Linked DNA regions of Homo sapiens: region 2 is linked to region 1. A link is a contact called in ENCODE Hi-C or POLR2A ChIA-PET data. All regions are on one chromosome and are shown on one strand. The core of a region is the stretch at or near the end of the contact, and the rest is flanking DNA. Distances in the headings are between cores, read along the strand shown. Region 1 holds the start of SCGB1A1 (secretoglobin family 1A member 1). Region 2 overlaps ASRGL1 (asparaginase and isoaspartyl peptidase 1).

Region 1 (3,323 bases), core at 395-2,894:
AGGCGTGAGCCACCGTGCCTGGCCCAATATCCCTACTTCATAGGGTTGTTGTAAGAATAAAAAGAGAGGCCAGGCATGGTGGCTCACGCCTAATCCCAGCACTTTGGGAGGCCTAGGTGGGTGGATCACGAGGTCAAGAGATGGAGACCATCCTGGCCAACATGGTGAAACCCTGTCTCTACTAAAAATACAAAAATTAGCTGGGTGCAGTGGTGCGTGCCTGTAATCCCACCTACTTGGGAGGCTGAGGCAGGAGAATCGCTTGAACCCGGGAGGCGGAGGTTGCAGTGAGCTGAGATCGCGCCACTGCACTCCAGCCTGGCAACAGAGCGAGACTCTGTCTCAAAAAAAAAAAAAAAAAAGAATGAAAAGAGATATTATGTGAAAGGGTGACAGTGATTGGCACATTGTGTGAAGTAAGTGTTAAATATTGTATGCATGTGCACACAAATAGACAAATGCATCTCTGACCCACCCCTTAACATGTTGCAGTCCTATCTTGCTCAGCCACCCACCTCTGTACGCAGACAGCACTGAGATCTTCTAATTAATACACATTTCAGTCCAAAATGATGTCATTTTCTCTGAAAAACAAATAAACCTCTCTGCAAAATAGTTGTTCCTACTGCTTCTTGGTTTGGGTTTTCTAACTCCCCAGGGTCATAAAACTTATCTCCATGGGTGTTGTGAAGCTTTCCAAGTGAATTAATTGGAGTTTGTTTATTAAAAAATAACAACAGCATTTTCAGATGAGAATGGAAGAGGCTGACGCAGAGTGAAAAACAGAGTTAGATAACCCAGTTCCCCAAAGACGGGGGATCTTGGAGAGAGCTGTGATCCTTCTTTCCTTCCTTTCTCCCCCTCTCTCCGTCTCTCTTTCTGCCCCTCTTCCCCCCACAGTTCTTTTCCTTTTAGTGACAGCAGCAACTACTCAGAGACTCCTAATCCCTTTTGCAGAGGACGGAAATGTTTAGAAAACTTCACTCTGGGTTGGCAGTTCCCCAAAGGGAAGCTCTCTTTCTGGAATATTCCTCTGTGCCCAGAATGAGAGACCTTGTCTTGGGTTGGGTTTCTTTTGGGGTCACGAGTCCCTGCAGCTCCCCTTCCAGTGACTTCAGCTGCCAGCATGGAGTGGAGACCCCAGACTTGGAGGCTGCACCAAGGTCTCAGCATCTTGGAGTCTGTCCAGATCTGGGATGAGGGCCTCATTATTCCTATGCTGGATGTACTCATCTTTATGGGGTATTCTCCACTCCTCCCTCCAGGCTATTCCATTCCCTGGGATTCTGAGGGTTGTTGGATATAGAAGATGGGACCCTTTTTAGGCTTCCTTACAGCCTGGGGCTCTCTCCAAGTTTCCAAGATGAGCTTGCTCACCAGACCCAGTTTTCTGAGACTCAGCATGCCCAGGTCCTCCCAGCAGCTCCAGAGCAGGAATGGGCAGCTCACTCCTTCTTCTGAGCAGAACTGGGGGGTCCTGAGAGTTCCTAAGTCCAGGAGGGAGGGAAGGGTCTCTGAGCACTCACCGGAGCTGCAGCAGAGAGCCAGTGTGACCAGGGTGAGGGTGACAGCGAGTTTCATGGTGGAGGAGGGGGATGCTCTGGCCCGTCTCTGGTTCCGTCTCTGAGTCTGGTGGGCTAGTATGAGACATGCCCAGCAAGGTGCCTTTTATATGCTCTAGGCAGCAGCACCCAGATGGGGAAGGGCAGGGCAAGGGCTCTACATAAGATACTGCACTATTTACTTGGCATTGGCTTGGTGGGATAGGTAAATATTCCCTTTTCTCAACCCAGTTTCTGTCCCCACTGAAACTGAGCTCACACAATGGGCCACTTGGGGGTGGAGGGCCGAGCCCTGCCTGGAGGCAGTGAAGGGAACCCAAGTCAGAGGATGTGGAAACCCAGCTGCCTGTGTCACTCACTGAACCTGGGCACTGGGGCAGTCCAGATCAAGAGAAGCAATTGTGGAGCCCACCTGGAGAAACTGAGGCCCAAGTTCCCTCACAAGTGGCAGGGACAGGACTAGGACTAGGACTCAGGACCCTGACACTCCACTGGGCTCTTTCATAGGCTCCCCTCTGAGGAGGGCGACTGAACCTTAAGCCAGGAAAGACACATGGTTTGGAGCATTGCTGTGGTCAGACTTCGGGGGCCCCTGGATTGAAGCATGTTGAATAAAAGGGACCCTTCCAGAATTCCCATCAGAAACCTGAGCCCTGCCCCAGGCTGGGTCTGTTCCCACCCAGAAGTGCTCTCAAGTCCTGTGCTCCTGATGGCCCAATTGGTGGGACCTTCAGTCCTTATCTCACTTGACCTCCCAATGGCCTTGACACCTGTGACTGCTTCCTTCTCGAACCATTCTCTCTCTTGCGCTCCCACGCCTCAGTTCTTTCCTGTTTTCCTTCTTCTGGCCATTCCTTCTTGTTCTCTTTAGATGTTTATTCTTTACTGTTCTTAAGTGTTGATGGTTCCCAGGCTTTGGCCTTCTCCCCTTTCTTGCCTCCAGTTGCCATTTCCTGGTTCTTCTCCAAAGCCCGGGCCTCATAGCACCTAACCTGGCCTGGTCAAAATCCCCTGACTCGACCTCCCTGCCTCCCTGCTAGCTCTCCTCAGCCATCCTCTGAAAGGCCATCAGAATGATCTTCCTAAAACCCACTGGTCGTGTCCTTCTTCTTGAAACCCTTAAACTCTTCCTTTTGCCTAAAGAATAAAATTCAAGTGCAATTTACAAGGCCCTTGCCCACTGACCTTTGCCTACCATTTGAACTTCATTTCTCCTCTCCCCCACACAACGACTTAGCCCTCTCTTACTATTTGTGGATTCGAGAATGTTCCATGTTTTTTCATGCCTTTCTACCTATGCACAAGCTAAGCCTCATGCCTGAATACACATTTCCTGCCTTGTCCACTTCGCCAAATTCTATTCGTACTTCAAGACTCAATCAAATATTGATCCATTCATTCATCCAATAAATGCTGACCACCTATGATGTGCCAGATGTGGTGCTAGGAGTCGGGAACTGGGGTAGATAGACATGGAGAGGCATTGCGTGGCACTTCAAGAACTCCTCAAAAATAAATAAATAAATAAAAATAAATAAACAAATAAAAGGCCAGACAGGGTGGCTCATGCCTGTAATCCCAGGACTTTGGGAGGCTGAGGCAGGTGGATCACCTAAGGTCAGGAGTTTGAGACCAGCCTGGCTGACATGATGAAACCCCGTCTCTACTAAAAATACAAAAATTAGCTGGATGTGGTGGTGGGCACCTGTAATCCCAGCTACTTGGGAGGCTGAGGCAGGAGAATTGCTTGAATCTGGGAGT
Region 2 (2,895 bases), core at 143-2,642, 38 kb after region 1:
CTCTATTAACTTATTGTCCTGCCACATCCCCCTCTCCAGATGGTAGAGATAATGATCAGTAAATACTGAGGGAACTCAGAGACTGTTGCCGGTGGGGGTCCTCCGTATGCTGAGCACCGGTCCCCTGGGCCCACTTTTTTTTCTCTATACGTTGTCTCTGTCTCTCCTGCCTCAGCCTCCTGAGTAGCTGGGACTACAGGCACCCGCCACTGGGCCCGGCTAATTTTTTGTATTTTTAGTAGAGATGGGGTTTCACCCTGTTAGCCAGGATGGTCTCGATCTCCTGACCTCGTGATCCACCGGCCTCGGCCTCCCAAAGTGCGGGGATTACAGGCGTGACCCACCGCACCCAGCCTCTTATTTCTTTTCTCAGTCTCTCGTCCCACCTGATGAGAAACGCCCACAGGTGTAGAGGGGCTGGCCACCCCTTCATCTGGTGCCCAACGTGGGTGCTTTTCTCTAGGGTGAAGGTGAGCTAGAGCGTGGTCATTGAGAACAAGTTGATGAGAGATTCCCGAGTACGTCTACAGTCAGTCTTGTGGTAAGCTTGTGCCCTCGGAAGAACCTAGGGTAACAATGGGGCAAACTGAAAGTAAATATGCCTCTTATCTCAGCTTTATTAAAATTCTTTTAAAAAGGGGGGAGTTAGAGTCTCTACAAAAAAATCTAATCACGCTATTTCAAACAGTAGAACAATTCTGCCCATGGTTTCTAGAACAGGGAACTTTAGATCTAAAAGATTGGGAAAAAATTGGCAAAGAATTAAAACAAGCAAGTAGGAAGGGTAAAATCATCCCACTTACCGTATGGAATGATTGGGCCATTATTAAAGCAGCTAATTTAGAACTGTTTCAAACAGGAGAAGATAGCGTTTCAGTTGCTGATGCCCCTGAAAGCTGTGTAATAGATTGTGAAGAATAGGCAGGGATAGAATCCCAGAAAGGAATGGAAAGTTCAAAAGTTCACATTGTAAATATGTAGCAGAGTCTGTAATGGCTCGGTCAATGCAAAATGTTGACTACAATCAATTACAGGAGGTAATATATCCTGAAGCATTAGAATTAGAAGAAAAAGGTCCAGAATTAGCGGGGCCATCAGAGTCTAAACCATGATGGCCAACTCCTCTTCCAGCGGTTCAGATGCCTGTAACATTACAACCTCAAATGCAGGTTAGACAAGTACAAACCCCAAGAGAATATCAAATAGAGAGTCTCTGTCATGGCAACGCCAATCCAAATACAGTATCCACAATATCAGCCGGTAGAAAATAAGACCCAACCGCCAGTAGCCTATCAATACTGGCCGCCAGCCGAACTTCAGTATCGGCCGCCCCCAGAAAATCAGTATGGACAGCCAGGAGTGTTTCCAGCACCACAGGGCAGGGCGCTATAGCCTCAGCCGCCCACTATAAGACTTTATCCTACAGCACCACCTAGTGGACAAGGTAGTGCATTACATAAAATTATTGATAAGGCAAGGAAACAAGGAGATATTGAGGCGTGGCAATTCCCAGTACCGATGCCACCTGGAGAAGGGGCCCAAGAAGGAGCGCCTACCCTAGTTGGGGCCAGATATGAGTCCTTTTCTATAAAAATGTTAAAAGATATGAAAGAGGGAGTAAAACAGTATGGACCCAACTCCCCTTATATGAGAACATTATTAGGTTCCACTGCTCATGGACATAGACTCATTCCTTATGATTGGGAGATTTTGGCCAAATCATCACTCTCACTGTCTCAATTTTTACAATTTAAGAGTTGGTGGATTGATGGGGCACAAGAACAGGTCTGAAGTAATAGGGCTGCCAATCCTCCAGTTAACATAGATGCAGATCAACTATTAGGAAAAGGTCAAAATTGGAGCACTACTAATCAACAAGCAATAATGCAAAATGAGGCCATTGAGCAAGTTAGAGCTATCTGCCTTAGGGCCTGGGAAAAAAATCCAAGACCCAGGAACCACCTGCCCCTCATTCAATACAATAAGACAAGGCTCTAAAAAGCCCTACCCTGATTTTGTGGCAAGGCTCCGAGATGCTGCTCAAAAGTCAATTACCGATGAAAATGCCCGTAAGGTCATAGTGGAGTTGATGGCATATGGAAACGCCAATCCTGAGTGTCAATCAGCCACTAAGCCATTAAAAGGGAAGGTTCCCACAGGATCAGATGTAATCTCAGAGTACGTAAAAGCCTATGATGGAATTGGAGGAGCTATGCATAAAACTATGCTTATGGCTCAAGCAATAATGGGAGTTGCTTTAGGAGGACAAGTTAGAACATTTGGGGGAAAATGTTATAATTGTGGTCAAATTGGTCATCTAAAAAAGAATTGCCCAGCCTCAAAAAAACAAAATATAACTATTCAAGCTACTACAACAACAACAGATAAAGAGCCACCCGACTTATGTCCAAGATGTAAAAAAGAAAAACACTATTAGAATTCTATCAAATTCTAAATTTGATAGAAATGGGCAACTATTGTCAGGAAACAGCAAAGGGGCCAGCCTCAGGCCCTGCAACAAACTGGGGCATTCCCAGTTCAGCCCTTTGTTCCTCAGGGTTTTCAGGGACAACAACCCCCACTGTCACAAGTGCCTCAGGGAATGAGCCAGTTACCACAATACAACAATTGTCCCCTGCCACAAGCGGCAGTGTAGCAGTAGATTTATGTACTATACAAGCAGTCTCTCTGCTTTCAGGGGAGCCCCCACAAAAAATTCCCACAGGGGTATATGGCCCCCTGCCTGAGGGGACTGTAGGACTAATCTTAGGAAGATCAAGTCTAAATCTAAAGGGAGTTCAAATTCATACTGGTGTGGTTGATTCAGACTACAAAGGTGAAATTCAATTGGTTATTAGCTCCTCAATTCCTTGCAGTGCCAGTCCAGGAGACAGG

The links. A loop is a pair of places that touch in the nucleus more often than their neighbours do. ChIA-PET counts read pairs that join two places held with the same protein, here RNA polymerase II (POLR2A). Pooled maps may share reads with other maps.
Region 2: a loop to region 1 is called in a map of ascending aorta, with 5 times the contacts of the local background. The contact joins the enhancer-like site here to the promoter of SCGB1A1 in region 1. A Hi-C loop is called at or near these places in 16 of 168 maps with a recorded cell type or tissue (CD4-positive, alpha-beta memory T cell, CD8-positive, alpha-beta T cell, Caco-2 and 12 more), 4 of 37 single-sample maps with no recorded cell type and 24 of 50 pooled maps. POLR2A ChIA-PET finds 5 or more read pairs at or near these places in 10 of 52 experiments (BJ, Caco-2, GM12878 and 6 more).

The regions. Positions count from the first base shown.
Region 1 is chr11:62,417,354-62,420,676 of GRCh38, reverse strand. It overlaps SCGB1A1 (secretoglobin family 1A member 1), which reads right to left and starts at 1,644. Exons shown (of 3, transcript NM_003357.5): 1 at 1,527-1,644. The coding sequence starts at 1,581. All of the region lies in intron 1 of LOC102723765 (a long non-coding RNA gene), which reads left to right. RefSeq lists a silencer at 2,326-2,620.
Region 2 is chr11:62,379,467-62,382,361 of GRCh38, reverse strand. All of the region lies in intron 4 of ASRGL1 (asparaginase and isoaspartyl peptidase 1), which reads right to left. Among named protein-coding and RNA genes, the nearest start is that of SCGB1A1, 38 kb to the left of the region's middle. RefSeq lists an enhancer at 1-217. Within about 2 kb of position 1,392, at least 2 of the 41 ENCODE cell types and tissues checked have a DNase peak (open chromatin) inside an H3K27ac peak, as active enhancers do.